4 separate regions of the Mus musculus genome follow, and all the other regions are linked to region 1. A link is a contact called in ENCODE Hi-C or POLR2A ChIA-PET data. All regions are on one chromosome and are shown on one strand. The core of a region is the stretch at or near the end of the contact, and the rest is flanking DNA. Distances in the headings are between cores, read along the strand shown. Region 1 holds the start of Vps45 (vacuolar protein sorting 45). Region 2 holds the start of H4c14 (H4 clustered histone 14). Region 3 holds the start of Car14 (carbonic anhydrase 14). Region 4 holds the start of Bola1 (bolA-like 1 (E. coli)).

Region 1 (3,764 bases), core at 647-3,146:
AGCCACTATAGCAATCACGGAGTGACCGCTCACTGACTTTTATGATAAAGACAGATTTGTTCCTGAGGACAGGTGGAACTAAAATGAGAAAGGCTCACGACAGTAAGAGCTGTAGGAAAGAGATGTGACGGTGGTGTTCAGCACGAGGTACCAGGTCAAGCCAGCACTAAAGTGACTTAGGTTCCCAGAGTTAGTGGCTTTGGGAATAGCTATTATTCTAAAAGATCTCTAGAAGGAAAACCTGGCTGTGAGGGGGTGAACTGAGGCATGGAAAGGAGAGAAGAAAGGTCACAACTCTGACAAAACAGGATAATTATGATGCCACAAATGATGGTAACACAAATTTATTTTGCCTTCTTAACGCTTTCGGATCAGTACTCTGCATTTGCCCACAGAGACGGCAGCTCAGTGTGTGTAGTACCTTTGTGGGTCGAAGGAAACAAATTGCTTTTAGGTGTTTCATGATCTCTCGATTTTGAGAATCAATTCGTTCGAAGAGGTATACTTCCTTCTGAAGAATCTCTGACTGTGTGTAGACCATACTCACTATACCAGTCTGTAAAGCAAAAGAACGAACTAAGATTATACTAGTCCGGACTAGTAAAAACATGCATCAATAGTTAAGCCTTTTGCCACTAATATTTGAGTAGGTAATTTAAATTCTAATATACAGAATAATATTTACCTAATATCCAAAACAGGCTGTAATGTGTTAGAATGAAAACCTACCACTCTCTCTGAACATGAACAACTCAGAAACTTCTAAAGAGGATCTTCACCATTCCTTTACAATTCCTTTTTTAAAGTTGTGGTCAACAAATAGCCTGTTATTTCAGCTGAACCCCAACAATTTACTTTTAAAAACAACGTTGAGTAAAGTCTTCCCTGTGTCGCCAGTAACAATTTCTTTGCAGACACTCTTTCAGGTGTAAGAAGTCTCTTGGCACCAGTTAGAGCTGGTTAGACTGCACACCCACTGGGAAAGCATTCTACAACTTTCCCAGTGCCAGACAGACTTGATCATCGTCATCAGTGAAATGCTAAGTTCTACAGCGGAACGGGGCCAGCAATTCTAAAGGAAGGGAGAGCTTCCTTTATAAATACTGAGCAAAAGCAAACTCACCGTTTCTTTATCCATGAGAAGTACCTTCATGCCCGGCCCGCTGTCCTCTATCATTTTGGAAATATACTGCTTCACAGCAAAGACCACATTCATGGTGGCGAATTGACAGGTGCCCCACAGCCCTTCCCACCCACTTTCCTGGCTGAATTAACCTCAGGCCTGTTGGGTCTCAGCTGCTTCCGGTCGCCAAAGCCTCGGCTTCCGGGAGTCCGGGTAGCTCCGATACTGGGAATTGTAGTTCCTCCGTGGAGTCCGGGACTCAGACTCAGCAGCTAAGCGACGGTGCCATTCCCGACGCTTCTCGGTAGGGAGTGGAAGGCAGCCTGTTTCCCCGAACCCGCGCTGTGCTGGCTTCTGGTCCTGAGTAGGGAAGCGCTTGGCGCACCGCGGGATACAGCTCTCTCGGACACTGTTTGCTGAGCATCTTTTCTGAAGCCCTCGCACGTCATCGTAGCACTGGGCAGGCTGGGGCAGCGGGGTCCCAGGTCTGTACTGCATAGCAAGTTCTCTGATAGCCCAGGCTAGGTTACAGAGGCAGCCCCGGTTTTCTAAAGTATCCAAACAAAGTAGCATCAAGAGACGGCATTTTGTATTTGGTAGGTCATAGAATGAGACTCAACTGGGTTTCCTAAAGAGAGAAGGGGAGCTGAAATTCATCACGTTTGTTGAATGAAGAAACAATGGGAACGCTATTTAGAGATGTTGTAGACCTTAGAGACCCCAGGAAGGCGCGGAGCTTCCACCCGCCCCCTACTCAGGACCGCTGGGACTGCGAGCTCGCGGCGCCCAAAGTACTGAATTTGGTTGGCTTTCAGGGACGCCGGGTTTCCAGGGCCCCTGCAATGGGCGGGGACAGTTAATTCATTGGGGCCGGAACAAAACCAACTTGAGAATTTAAAGGTAAACACATTTTTAATCTAAGAAGCAAGAACAATTAGCAATCAACTGGATCTTAAAGCTTCAGTTTCCAAAAAATTCAACAGATGACACACTATTATCACACTTCGGATCAAGGTGTTTTGTTCCTCACCTTCTTACAATAGAGAACTGTACAACCAGGAAGACAAATAACTGCAACAAATCATTGGCTATTAGTGCTTCAAATATTTACACCAAAATAATGACGTGTGTGAGATGTGAAACTGCAAAGGATCACCAGAGGTGAGAAGGAGATTTTAAGAGAGGGAGACCCGGATAGACATAGTATTGGAATACAAGGGAATGAATACAAGGAGCACAAAACAGACAGACTATTTAGTAGAGGAAGGGGACCAGGGAGCTTTAGGAACCGCGGGGTTAGGGGTAGAGGGGCTGGAGGCAGGAAAAAAAGGAAACACATTAGAATGAGATATTATTGTCATGTGTATAAATGCCATTATGAGACTCATTGAGAATGCTAATTTAAAAAATTAATTTAAAATCAACACAGCACCACTAAATACTAGTTTTTTCAACATACTGTAAGAAATATGCGGTTAAATAGAATAGAAGAACTTAATCGGGTTATGCAAATTATGCGAAGTTTCCAAATCCCTTGAGGAAGACTAGAAGTCACTTGAAATACAGGTATTTGTCACTTCTAAAATTGTGAAAATGTGTTCTTTTCAGTTTTCCAGTCAATAAATAAACCAGTAAATAAAACTTCCCATTGGGCACAGTACAGGTTTTGAGACTTTCTTTCTTCTTCCTTTTTGTTTGAATAAGGCTTTGCAATGTAACACGGGCTGACTTTGAACGCGTGACCCCTCAGTGTCTGCAGTGCTGGAGTTACTGGTGTGCATATGTTTTGACAGAAGCCTTAAAGCTTTATATTAAACGAGTCAGTGGGATATTAACTACACACAAATGAGATCTAATGTTATATACAATCCTGTTTTATCAGCAAAAAAGTTCATATATTATAGAAAACTGACTCATCAAAGAAAATAAAATTTACCCACAAATCTAGCAAGTTACTGGTATCTGAAAAATCACCATCACCCATGTTGCTTGGATTCTATTTCCTTACCTGGACTGTAATATAGTATGTCATATTTTTTCAACTTTCTGTATCTTAAAAAGAACAAGCCAGCAGTGGTGTCACACACCTTTAATCCCAGCACTCAGGAGGCAGAGACAGGCAGATCTCTGAGTTTGAGGCCAGCGGGGTCTACAGAGTGAGTTCCAGGACAGCAAGGGCTCTGTTACAGAGAGAAACCCTGTCTCAAAAAATAAAACAAACTGAACAAGAGACGAGGAGTAGAACAATGATTGTCCTTGAAATGGTGCCTTGTCAGATTACAATTGTAAGAAATGAGTGGAGAGAGTCCTTTTAGTTATTTGTATTCAGACAGATATGACTTTTTGAAAAAGAAAATACCTACTTTGACAAGCTTAAAATGTCTGACAATACCAAGTGTTGGAGACAGTGTGAGACAAGAATTCACAGGTTACCAACGCAAGAATCAAAGAGCCTTTTTTTTTAATAGAAATGTGGAATTATCTTTAAAAGCTAGTGAAACATAAAACCCTTATGCTTGTGGGTTCAAATTTCCTGCCCCTTGGTATTCTTGTACAGTAGAGCATCATTCCCACACTTTTAACCCAGAAGTGGCCATGCAGGGCCACTGGGCCCCCATTGCCTCTGAGCTGCTTCAGTTGT
Region 2 (3,764 bases), core at 815-3,314, 200 kb after region 1:
CACTAAAATCCAACTTCTCCGATTGGAAGTTGGATTTTCATAAGTGATCGTGAAACGGAATGCAGAGGCTGCACGTCATCTCACCTGAGTAAAAGGTTAATATGCAATAGCAAAAATAAAATAAAAACAAGCCCACAGCCAATAACATGTTCAACCCAAATCAGCGTGCTACAGAATATAGATGCATACATAGAGAATGGCTTACTGCGTTCTTGGCCATGTTGAGAATTTGCTTTTGCCTTATCAAAATTAAAATGCACCATCTGATCAACGGTACACATGTTTTGGCAAGTCTCTTTCTAAACAGGTCCCAACACACCACACACCTGAGTGGCTTCTAAGATTTTCTTTCACTAAATAATATAGTGTGCCTCCACTCACTTATTGTTCACGGTGGTTTGGTTTTGTGTTTGTTTGTTTGACTATACATTCTTTTCTTTTTGTTGTTTTTAAGATTTTATTTTATGTATACGAATACACTGGTCCTCTCTCTTCAGTCACACCAGAAGAGGGCATCGGATCCTATTAGAGATGGTGAGCCACCATGTGGTTGCTGAGATTTGAGCTCAGGACCTCTCAGTCCCCTCTCCAACCCTCAAGGGGTTTTTTGTTTGTTTGCTTGCTTGCTTTGTTTTGTTGTTTTGTTTGTGACAGGGTCTTGTGGTTCAGGCTTTCCCCCAAACCATGCAGAAGTGGTCCTTGAACCCCTAACCCTTGTTTCCTCCCTGACTTGCTGGGATTATAGCTGTCACCACCTGGCTTGCTTATGTTATGGGACATTAAAATGTCGTTGCAATTGTATCCCAGCAGAGCTTCGATCCCAGTCCACTATTTCCTAGATCCATGCCTAAACTGAGGAGTTTTGCGAGGACTTTTGGGGGTCCTGCTTGGTGTTTAATTGTAAAGACACCGGAGACATCTGGATACAATAAAGCTGTTGGCCTGTTTGCTGAGACAGTCCCTCAGCTAACCCATCTACCTAACCCGACCGACTTCTTGCCACTGTGTCCCACCACGTGTCTCTTTAAATCCCTGTTCCGTTCTTGTCCCTGCTTGTCTCCCGCCTGTCCGGCCCAAGCTTCTGCTGCCAGCTCTTTATTCTGCAGGAGGCCATACGCCTAACTCTTCCACTGAGCCAATCAGCAGCAGGACAACGCCCGGTCTCTCTTACGTAGCCTTTTGGCGCAGAGGGTTACGTGACCTCCATCTAGGCAGCTAGCTTTCTAACATGGCCTGAAGAAAATCTTTTGGGAAGATGAGGAAGGATAAAAGGTGGGTTGTGGGGCCATAGAAACAATACCAAATATCCGGTCAAGCACAGCCACTCATTGGAAACACAGGGACACAGCCACATAGCCATTTGATGTGTGGACATAGGTCATCCCATCCAAAGGGTCTCCTTATTGCAATTCTGCTCCAAACAGCTAAAGAAAATCTTAGCCAGTCTCTTGACCTGACAACCAGCTCACACACTAAGTAGGAATTAAAATTCCCAGTGTGAGCTATCCTGCTGGATGCTATCTATCCGCCGTGGTATAGAAACTTAAGTGGATGGCTCTAAAAGCGGAACACCTAGTAGCGTTGAGTCACAAGGAAAACTAGCGTCTTTACCTTACCGAGTCTAAACCCACGGTTATTACCTGTACAACCCAAGTCAGTGTCAGCTCTCCTGAAGAGACTGTGGTTGGCCCTAAAAAGGGCCGTTAGGGATGGGGGGGGGGGGAATTGAAGCGGCGGCGTCTAGCCTCCGAAGCCGTAGAGGGTGCGGCCCTGGCGCTTGAGAGCGTACACCACATCCATAGCGGTGACGGTCTTGCGCTTGGCGTGCTCGGTGTAGGTGACTGCGTCGCGGATGACGTTCTCCAGGAACACCTTCAGCACACCACGGGTCTCCTCGTAGATGAGGCCGGAGATGCGCTTGACCCCACCGCGCCGAGCCAGGCGGCGGATGGCGGGCTTGGTGATACCCTGGATGTTGTCACGCAAGACTTTGCGATGGCGCTTGGCGCCACCCTTGCCTAGACCCTTTCCACCCTTTCCTCTGCCAGACATGGCTAATGTAATCTGAAACACCAGCTGGTGAGGCATTGGAGGTGGAGTGCCACTAATATATGAGAGGATCGGACCAGATTGAAAACTGAAAGCGCGCGGGCGGGAACCTTTCTAAATTATCCGGGCTCTGGATGTTGCATCATCTTCCTGTTTTTCTTTTCTCTTCTCTGCCCTCTACCGGTTCCTTACAGTCTCAAGCCTTTATTTTTTTATTTTCGATTTTCTTAATTATGGTGCCGAAGTCCCTCGGAGAATTCAGATTCCTCCAAATAAAACTTAGAGATAACACAGACTTTAGAAAGCACTGACGCTAAAAAGACAAAAGACCGGAGAAAGAGAAAGTTAGAGATGAGGGGGGAGTGCGCTGCACTGAAGGGCCCGGAGCTCCTGTTAGGTAAAAACCGCAGCAAAAGTTCCAGTAACCAGCGTGACAATCGAAAGCAGAGGACCCAGGAATGTGTGTGGAAGGGAAAGGTCGCGGGCGTTTCTGCGTACAGTCGCCTGTTTCGTTGATAGAGACACATTATTCAGATCAAGCAGAAACTAGATCATAGGAAAACTGAGGATGCCGCCGATCCTTTTCACCGAGGTCAGTGGGTTTCCACGCTCTTCTACCCAAAGGCCCGCTGACTAGCCGAGCAGCCCGGGAATGCTGCTACGCTCGTTTCCACAAGTCCTTTGAGGCCCGCCCTTTGTTTTCAGTTATTCCAAACTGTCTCTACTATGCAGTAGACTAAAATTCACTTTTTCAAGTGTGTGTCTGCTTTATACAGTGACGCCCTGGGAAATGAACTGGAGTCTGTACTTCTAGTATGTCCGTCGTTCCCAGGGCCACCCATAGAAGAATCTTGAGAAAGCATTCTGCATCAGAAAGAACGGTAGTGGGTTGGTTGGGACTTGTTTTTAAAGTGATCTGATAGGCCTTGTTCTGACTGTTCCTTTATTCTAACATCTATATGTGCTCATGAATCCCCACCACCACCACCACCACCTTTTTTCTATCCAGATTTTCTGGCTCCAGACATGTAGATAGATGTAGGTTTTGAGTCACCTTAGGCTGGGGGCTCAGACTCCCCTCTCAACTCAAATGTTTTAAACCTAAGACCTGTGAATTGTAGATCTTAGAGGGAAGAGAGCTCCCTCCTACCCCAGTAACCCTGGGCAGTCATACACGTCTCTTGATGGATAGATCCTGTTTGTAGACATGCCTCCATGCCCAAACTAGCACCCTAGAATTCAGAGCCTCTCCATCCCGCAGCCGCTGTTTTCTCATTCCCATGGCGACCCCTGGAAGCTGTGTTGCTTCATATCTCTGTATTGTGCGGACTTCTCCACATCCTTGACTATGTCCCTAATGGGATGTGATTTCTGTGTCTTCTTTCTTTTTAAGGTGAAGTGCAGTAGAGGCTCAATAGTTGTTTATGGGTGGACAGCTCCTGCCTTTGCCTCTTTCCTTGTAAAATAAAACAACCACGTGCCAGGCTGACAGGGCTTTGGTACCAGGGCCTGAGGCAGACTCAGAGTCTACCATCTTTTCAGGTGAAGGGAATCAAGAATATTCTCCTACTTCGGACATGAGAATCATTTTGAGCAGAAGGGTTGAGATTTGTTTAAGAGTGGAACCTGCAAAAGATATCAATATTTTATCCTGTTTGCAGAAAATCCTGAGTGGGAAAGGGGGTGGGAAGGGAGTAGGGAAGGGGGTGTGGACA
Region 3 (3,764 bases), core at 402-2,901, 150 kb before region 1:
TGTTCCTTTTCCTCTTCATTAGTCTTTTAATTATTTTGTTTGAGACATGATTTTACTCTGTAGTCCATACTGGCCCTGTATTCACAGTGTGCTTCAGGCTGACCTCAAACTTGTGGCAGTCCTGTCTCAGCCTCCTGAGAGCTGGGATTGCAAGCGTGTGGTCCAATGCCCATCTTGCTTGTTATTCCTTTAACTGCTCACACCGCTCCATTCCTCAGCGGGGGCAACTCTGCGAGTAGCTCCCCCCCACCCCTCCTTCACTATCTCTTTAGGATACTCCAACAACTAGAGTTCTCTGGCTGTTGTGAAGGTGCCCTGCCCTTCCTGTGAAATGCTCTGAGCTGATTCTAATGCCTCTTTTTTCCTCTTTCCAAATTGTTTCTTCTCAGAAGAGATTTGTGACTCCTCATTTTCTTTTGGATCCCTTGGTCCCATCTTCCTCTCGCTTTCTAGATAATCCCCCCCCCCACCTCGTCCTTCCAATAAACTTTAATCCCTCACCTACTATGTGCTGGATACAGAATGGGGCCTGAGAAGCACAAAAACAGGGTGTAGAAACCAGGCATGGGGAGGCAGAGCCAAGCAGGTCTAACCTCAGCTACAGAGTGAGTTTGAGATAGGTCTGGCCACGTGAAACCTTGTCTCAAAAAAAAAAGTAAATAAAAATAAGCAATAACAACAAAAAAAGTTGTGGGAATCCTTCAGGCGTTCCAGAAACAACTTAGCTTGTTTTCTCCAACGTCTCCCCACCTCTCTCCTAATCCTGAAAGCCCTTTGTACACTATAAAGAGCTGAGCAAACGTTTAGTCGTGTTCCTTTCAGGGAAATGGACCAGCTGCCCCTGCCCCTTGGCAGGTAATGGAGTTATCCTTTGATCAGCAGAGGGTCGGGGTCTGAGTCGGGCAGGACTGCAGCACGTGTCCCTTCTCACCCCTGCTCTCCCTAACCAGCAGAGTGCGTAAACAAAGACGGGCAGGAGGGCTGCCCGGGACTAGGGCAGTGGGGAAAGAGTGGACTGGAGAACTGTAGCTGGCCGAGTGTCCTACACTCCTGAGCATTCACACACTGGCCTCTGGCTAGCTCTCCCTGTCGCAGAGATAGCAGTAATCGCTGGGTTAGAGAGGAAAAGGAAAAGAATGGAAGGATCTCCTCCATAGTCTTTCTCCCACCCCATGCCTCCCCCCCCTACCCCCCAGCCCCTAGGCTTCCCTTTCTGAAACCTCTCCTCCCCCACATAAGTACACATGGCTACGGGTGGACATTAGCACAGACCCAGTTGTACCTACCCCCATCTGCAGCCAGGATCCAAGTCACCTTTAACAGGAGAGCGAAGAACAACATATTATCCCCACAATGGGGTACAAGGGACCAGGAATTTGGGGTTTAGAAGAGAGAGGTGGAGAGGGAGGGAGAGAGAGGAGTTTCTGGCGTTCTATCTCTTTTCTTCTTGTCTCTGTCTCTGCAGACTTCCAGGGACTTGATTTTCCACAGGTTAACACGAACTTCTGGATCCCAGGATAAATTTCTTCCTCTCTCACTTTCTCTCTCTTCCTCTCTCTGCCCTCTCCGTATGTCCCTTCGTAATCTCCACACCACTTACTGGCCAGCAACTTCACAGTTGCCTCCCGCTTTTAAGGTGGCTCGAAACCGGTGTACGTGAGGAGGGGGGTGGTGCCTGGGCTGCAGCCGAGCAGCTCCTTAAATAGCGGATTAGGCATGCAGGATGGCCCAGCAGAGCCCAGCGCCCTGGCCTTGGCTCAGGACCCTGGAGTGAGCTCTTCCTTTGCTATTTACACTGCCGCTCGTACGGGTGTCCCCTGGAACTCTCGGTCAGGGAAGGGGGGTTTCGCACCTCTCCCTCCCAGGACACCGTGTTCTCATTCCCCTGCCTGAGGAGCACATCCCTGGGTGGTATGGGACTGCTGGTGGGGAACCTGTTTCTGAAACCAAGAGAAGTTGAGCTGGTTGGAACCAGAAAGAATTCAGATTCGGGAGATAGGAGAACAGAAGTTGGAGGCTCAGGGAGCAGGTGGGGAGTGGAAAGTCAAACTTTAAAATCTGGATTGTGGAGAGCAAGAAGTGGGGCGAGGAGAATATTTGTCTTCTGCCTCGTCTTTCTCTGGCGCCTGTCACCACCCCCTTCCCTTGGTGAGGCTTAGGTCCACGTGCCTGTGTAGCCTGGGGTGGGGGTGCGGTTTTGTTTGCCGGATAAAGCCCATTTGTGTGCACAGCGGGGGAGGGGTTGTCGCAGCACCAGGGAGAGACAGCATTCTAACTACCAGATCCAGCCACCTCCCTCCCCAGGGAGCCCAGATCTAGGGCGCCTTTTGTCACTGAAGAGGACACTGACCCCTAGCAGAGAGGCCGGGCAGGAGGAGTGATGGGTGACTGTAGAAACAATTACTGTCACCATGAGAAAAAGGCGGACTCCAAAGAAAGAGAGGGGAGGGGCCATAGAAAGGCCATGTGACCAGGTGGGTGAGGGGTCCAGGGGCTTCCCGCCCACCCAACAAAGGGTCCAGGCAGGTCCTGTGGGATCAAGTGAAACTTGCTGTGGTGGAACTGAGTTTGCTAGTGGAGCATGGAGGCTGCGTGGCGTCTCAGGAATGTGGCTGGTGTGCGCTCCCCCACGGGACTAGAAATCCCGATCGGAATGTACATCCTAAGTCCCTCATTAGTGAGTGTGAAGACCACAGATAATTTCAAGCTAGATGGTGAAATCTCTCCTCCATAACCTCTGTGAGGTCTTTCTGCCCTCCTTACTCCTATCAAGTAGCAATAAATAGCCAAAACAAAGGAGCAGAAGCCAAACAAGGGCACGGGATAAAAGCCAAATGAACAGAATAATGCATGTGCCAGGTCATCACTCCTGCGGAGACAGGAGCTCAGAGTGCTTTTCTGTCCCACGACTGAGCTTCAGAGTAAGGACTTTTTAAAAATATATATATATATTTAAAATACACACACACACACACACACACACACACACACACACACACAACGTTTTATCGCTTTGCGAATACTTCATCCCCTAAAAAAAAGTTTCCGTCTTAAAGTTCTTCCAAAGCCTCATCCAGTCCCATCTAGGAAGAATAAAAGATGTGAATACAAGTTAAGATTTCTTTGGTGTCCGGAAAGTTAAGAGGGGGGTGGGGTGGGGGTGAAAGGAGAATTGACACATATTTCACAAGGTAGGAAAGAGGAGGTTTGGATAGAATAACCCCTATCAGGACAGAGCTCCCCTGCAGCATCTACGACCGACTTTCAGCCTCCCAGGAAGTGCGTCTCGCCTGGCGCCACCTCTTGGCTTCTCTACGAATTTTTAAAACTTGGGATTCCTTCTGGACAGCAGTTGGTGCTGAGAGTTTGGGGACTTTGCCTACACTTTTGAATACTGCTTCAAAAAATAAAAAATAAAAAATAAAAAATACTGCTTCAAAGGAGTCTTAGCCCTGGTGCTGGAGAGATGGCTCAGTGGTTAATAGCTCTCGCTGCTTTTCCAGAGGAATGGGTTCGATTTTCAGCACCCACCTGGCAGCTCTCAACTGTCTGTGACTCTAGTTCCAAGGAACCGGATATTCTCACACAGACATACATGCAGGCAAATCACCAATGCACATAAAATAAAACCATTAAAAAAATAAAATGCGTCCTTAAAAAAAAAGTCTTAGTCCCGAGTCAACACTTAGGCTCCGGAACCAGCAGCCTCTCCGGGAATTCCGATTCCCTCCAAATAAATAAAACTGGTTTCAGAGAGAGGGGGA
Region 4 (3,764 bases), core at 555-3,054, 140 kb after region 1:
CTGGTACCCACCAAGGCCAGAAGAGGGCATTAGATCCCTTGCAACTGGAGTTCCAGTCCTTCGTGAGTCACCAAGTGGGTGCTGGGAATCAACTCTGGATCCTCTGGAGAGCAGAAAGTGTTCCACCACTTCTCTGGCCCCCCAGTTTTAAGCAATTTCTTTTGGGAATCCCTGCTACCTGCAGCTTGTCCTCGATTCTCCTGCCTCAAGTCCACGCTGCGCTACATTTCTCTTTTTTCTTTTCTGCTCCTAATGCTGGAATTAAAGGTGTGTGTAATTATTAAAGGTGTATTATATGTAAGTACATGGTAGCTGTCTTCTGACACTCCAGAAGGGGGCGCCACATCTCATCACGGATTGTTGTGAGCCACCATATGATTGCTGGGAACTGAACTCAGGACTTTCGGAAGAGCAGTCAGTACTCTTAACCACTGAGCCATCTCCATTCCCCAAACCTAGCCAATGTTTATTTCGGTTCTTTTCCTGCTTCAAATGCAGGAATTCCCTCTTTTCCGGGTTAATTTTGGTATCCTTGCAAAACCCAGATAGTTCACTTCCTCACAAATCCCTTCTCTAGCCTACAGGTAATTTTCTTCTCATAAGAACGTCTGTAGGGACCTAACAGCTGTGTAAACCTGATGGCCTCTCTGAGTTCAATTCCAGAACCATGCAACTGGGGGAGGAGTAACTCCGAAAATTACTCTCTGACACCCAAGTGCGCAGTGGTGTTATGCAACCTCCCCCAGCCCCCATATGCACTAATGATGTGTAGCTCCAATTTAACAGGTATTAAGAGCACCGTTTGACCTCATGCACCAGCTTCTCTTTTATTATCATGGCCCTTTCCGATTCATCAGGACCTTTCTCTAGTCTAGCCCAGGCAAGGGCAAGAGGGAGGGAGTGGCTGCTCTCTCCCTGGGCTAGCTTAGCTTTCACCAGAGGTGTCTTTGCCTCTGCATGGTGTTCATTAGCAGAAAAGGCAGAGCTCCTGGTCCGTACAAATCAAGGAATAAGGTAGTAGTGATGTAGTAGTTTATTCTCAGTCGACCCATTCGGATCGTTCTCCCAATCCAGGTATTTATTAAGAGGTCCCTCGAGTTTTCTTGCTCCCACCTAGGCAGGGGGGACTAATGTCCAACTGTGGGTTTTCTCTCCACTGGGCGGGGGTCTTCGCCTGGATGGCCAGGGCATGTACCGGTCCAGCCAGCTCCTCCGACAGTGCCTCGTGGACCAACCGGTGCCGTTGCAAGGGGCTCATCCCCTCGAAACGAGAGCTCACCACCGCCACGCGAAAATGCGTCTCGCTGCCTGCTGGGACTGCGTGGCCACCGCTCTCGTTGCGCAGCTCCAGTACCTCGGGGCTCAGGGCTTGCTCCAATTTGGCGCGAATAGCGGCTTCCACTGGTCCTGCAGCCGCAGATCCCGCGCTGCCCCGCGATACACACGAGCGCGTGGCCATGGAGACCATGCACTGGGCCGATCGCGCACTTAGCATTCGCTGCGGAGAAACGAAGGACACGGGACTGAGTCCACACACCCTGCCCACGCACCCCAGACAAGCACACCCTGGAACCGCCTCTACTCTGCGTGGCGGGTTAACGCGGCTTCTACGCCGGTAGCGGAGAGACAAAGGCGATTGAGCGGCCAGAGCGCTAGGCACTAAGGGCACTGGGAAAGCATGGCTGGGAGCTGAAAAATGGAAAATGTACAACTTGGTCCTTTTGGCTGAGTCAGAGCCCTATCGTCTCTCCGAACCCTAGGGTGGTACCTTTGTACTTGCTGCGCAGCCTGCTGTACCACCGCTTGATCTAACAACCGAATTTCCGGTCGGACCACGCAAACGCCGCGTCAGGAGGCTCGCTAGGAAACGCAGTCCGGTTGCGTCTGGCAGGCGTTACCCAGTACCCAGAGGTTTTATGGGAATTGTAGTCCCTGCTTCTCCCGACCGGTAAAATCCTGCAAAGTCGGGAAATTAGAGCAATAAAAACAAAAGTGTTTCCTGTAAATTTAAGATGGTTGCACCAGATTTGTAGCTTCTTGATCTATAACCCAAATAGCTTAAGTCATTTGTATGTAATTAATAAAAAAAGAAGTCTCATGTAGCCCAGGTTGGCCTTTACCACTCTAGAAATGTCCATTATTTCCTGATCCTCCTGCCTCTACCTCCTACCTGCTGGGATTACTGTCCTGGGTTATTGATAGAGTGCTTCCATAGCAAAAACAGATTCTTATGAGATTACAGCGGACCTTGCTCAATTCAGAGGGGAATGTCTGCTGGGACAGTTTTCTTCCCAAGATAATCTGTCCTGCCCCAAACAGAGAATTCCAGTGAGAAGGAAAATGAAGATCGTCACACAGTTCCCTAAGAGCTGCACTAACTTGCCTTGCCCCCGCGCGCTTCTGTGTAGGACCCCAGCTTTGTTCCTTTCGGAGATTCCTTTGTTCCTGAGAGAGATAGAATAAAGACAGCCCTGCTCTCAGAGTTTACAAAGCACTAGAGAAATAGTCATAATGTTCATTGTGATACCGTGTGTCAAGTGTGTGGTGGAAATACACACAGTTTACTGTAAGCATATTACCTACACGTGAGGACCAAAGAAATGACAAGAGACTTCTTAGAGCAGTGTAGGAGAAACAAGAAGACCACTTTCTCACCTCATTTGGTCAGGATGTGGTAACTGAATGAAATCAGCACATGACTGCAGTCTCCCCTCCCCTAGCCTGAAACCTGCTTGCTCAGGGGTGGAGCTTCCTGCTCATTCGTTCTGCCACGCCCACTGCTGGAACCTGCGGAGCCACACACGTGCACCTTTCTACTGGACCAGAGATTATTCCGCGGGAATCGGGTCCCCTCCCCCTTCCTTCATAACTAGTGTCGCAACAATAAAATTTGAGCCTTGATCAGAGTAACTGTCTTGGCTACATTCTTTTCTCTCGCCACCTAGCCCCTCTTCTCTTCCAGGTTTCCAAAATGCCTTTCCAGGCTAGAACCCAGGTTGTGGTCTGCTGGCCGGACACAACACATGACCACTCCAAGGAATGGCTGAGGCAGTTCCTACTCTGTGTGTGAGGGAGAACACAGCCAGAGGCATCTGGAAGGGTCTAGTGCAGGAAGAAAATAGAGCAAGCTAAACAGCAGACTGAACAGGGCTATGAAGGGAGAGGAGGGGAGGGAGAGTGAGAGATGGAGAGAGAGAGAGAGAGAGAGAGAGAGAGAGAGAGAGAGAGAGAGAGAGAGAGAGAGAGAGAGAGAGAGAGAGAACCAGAGCCAGAGCCAGAGTCAAGAGAACCAAGAAAGCTCATGGCCAAAATGGCTGGGTTATATAGTATAGGAGTCAGAAGCTGGAGAAGGGAAGGGAAGCCCTGAGCTGGAGCAGTTTGGAGATAGGGTGAAAAGAGCTAAGGAAAGCCATAGATAACGAGTTCTGCTGCCAGCGTGTACTTTGGTGTAATAGAAACCATAGTTACCTATTTGTCCCTGGCTTCTTTGGGACCCAACAGCAGCCTTGTCTTTGGGCTGTCCTGAAACTCATAATGTATACTAGGCTGGCCTCAGACTCTGTAGATCAGACTGGCCTTGTTTGAACCCAAAGATCCACTTGCCTCAGCTTCCCAAGAGCTGGGATTAATGGTGTGTGCCACTACTGCCAGATCAAAGATCAAAGTTTACTAAAAGAAGACAATGCTATAGACATTTGTTTGTTTTTTTAAACAAAACCAAACAAATACTAGGGTAGGCAAGCTGTAATCTCAAGGGGGAGAAT

Evidence for each region. A loop is a pair of places that touch in the nucleus more often than their neighbours do. ChIA-PET counts read pairs that join two places held with the same protein, here RNA polymerase II (POLR2A).
Region 2: a map of left cerebral cortex shows a loop between it and region 1 (3-fold over the local background). The contact joins the promoter of H4c14 here to the promoter of Vps45 in region 1. A Hi-C loop is called at or near these places in 5 of 37 maps with a recorded cell type or tissue (Patski, gastrocnemius and left cerebral cortex). POLR2A ChIA-PET finds 5 or more read pairs at or near these places in 4 of 5 experiments (Patski and embryonic stem cell).
Region 3: POLR2A ChIA-PET joins it to region 1 with 19 read pairs in Patski. The contact joins the promoter of Car14 here to the promoter of Vps45 in region 1. POLR2A ChIA-PET finds 5 or more read pairs at or near these places in 2 of 5 experiments (Patski and embryonic stem cell).
Region 4: POLR2A ChIA-PET joins it to region 1 with 14 read pairs in Patski. The contact joins the promoter of Bola1 here to the promoter of Vps45 in region 1. POLR2A ChIA-PET finds 5 or more read pairs at or near these places in 3 of 5 experiments (Patski and embryonic stem cell).

The regions. Positions count from the first base shown.
Region 1 is chr3:96,056,559-96,060,322 of GRCm38, forward strand. Vps45 (vacuolar protein sorting 45) reads right to left here and starts at 1,897. Exons shown (of 15, transcript NM_013841.3): 1 at 1,124-1,897; 2 at 422-556. The coding sequence starts at 1,216.
Region 2 is chr3:96,261,253-96,265,016 of GRCm38, forward strand. H4c14 (H4 clustered histone 14) reads right to left here and starts at 2,065. Exons shown (of 1, transcript NM_033596.3): 1 at 1,682-2,065. The coding sequence starts at 2,052. The coding sequence ends at 1,741.
Region 3 is chr3:95,903,034-95,906,797 of GRCm38, forward strand. Car14 (carbonic anhydrase 14) reads right to left here and starts at 1,652. Exons shown (of 11, transcript NM_011797.3): 1 at 1,287-1,652. The coding sequence starts at 1,341.
Region 4 is chr3:96,195,782-96,199,545 of GRCm38, forward strand. Bola1 (bolA-like 1 (E. coli)) reads right to left here and starts at 1,805. Exons shown (of 2, transcript NM_026975.2): 1 at 1,769-1,805; 2 at 807-1,498. The coding sequence starts at 1,495. The coding sequence ends at 1,082.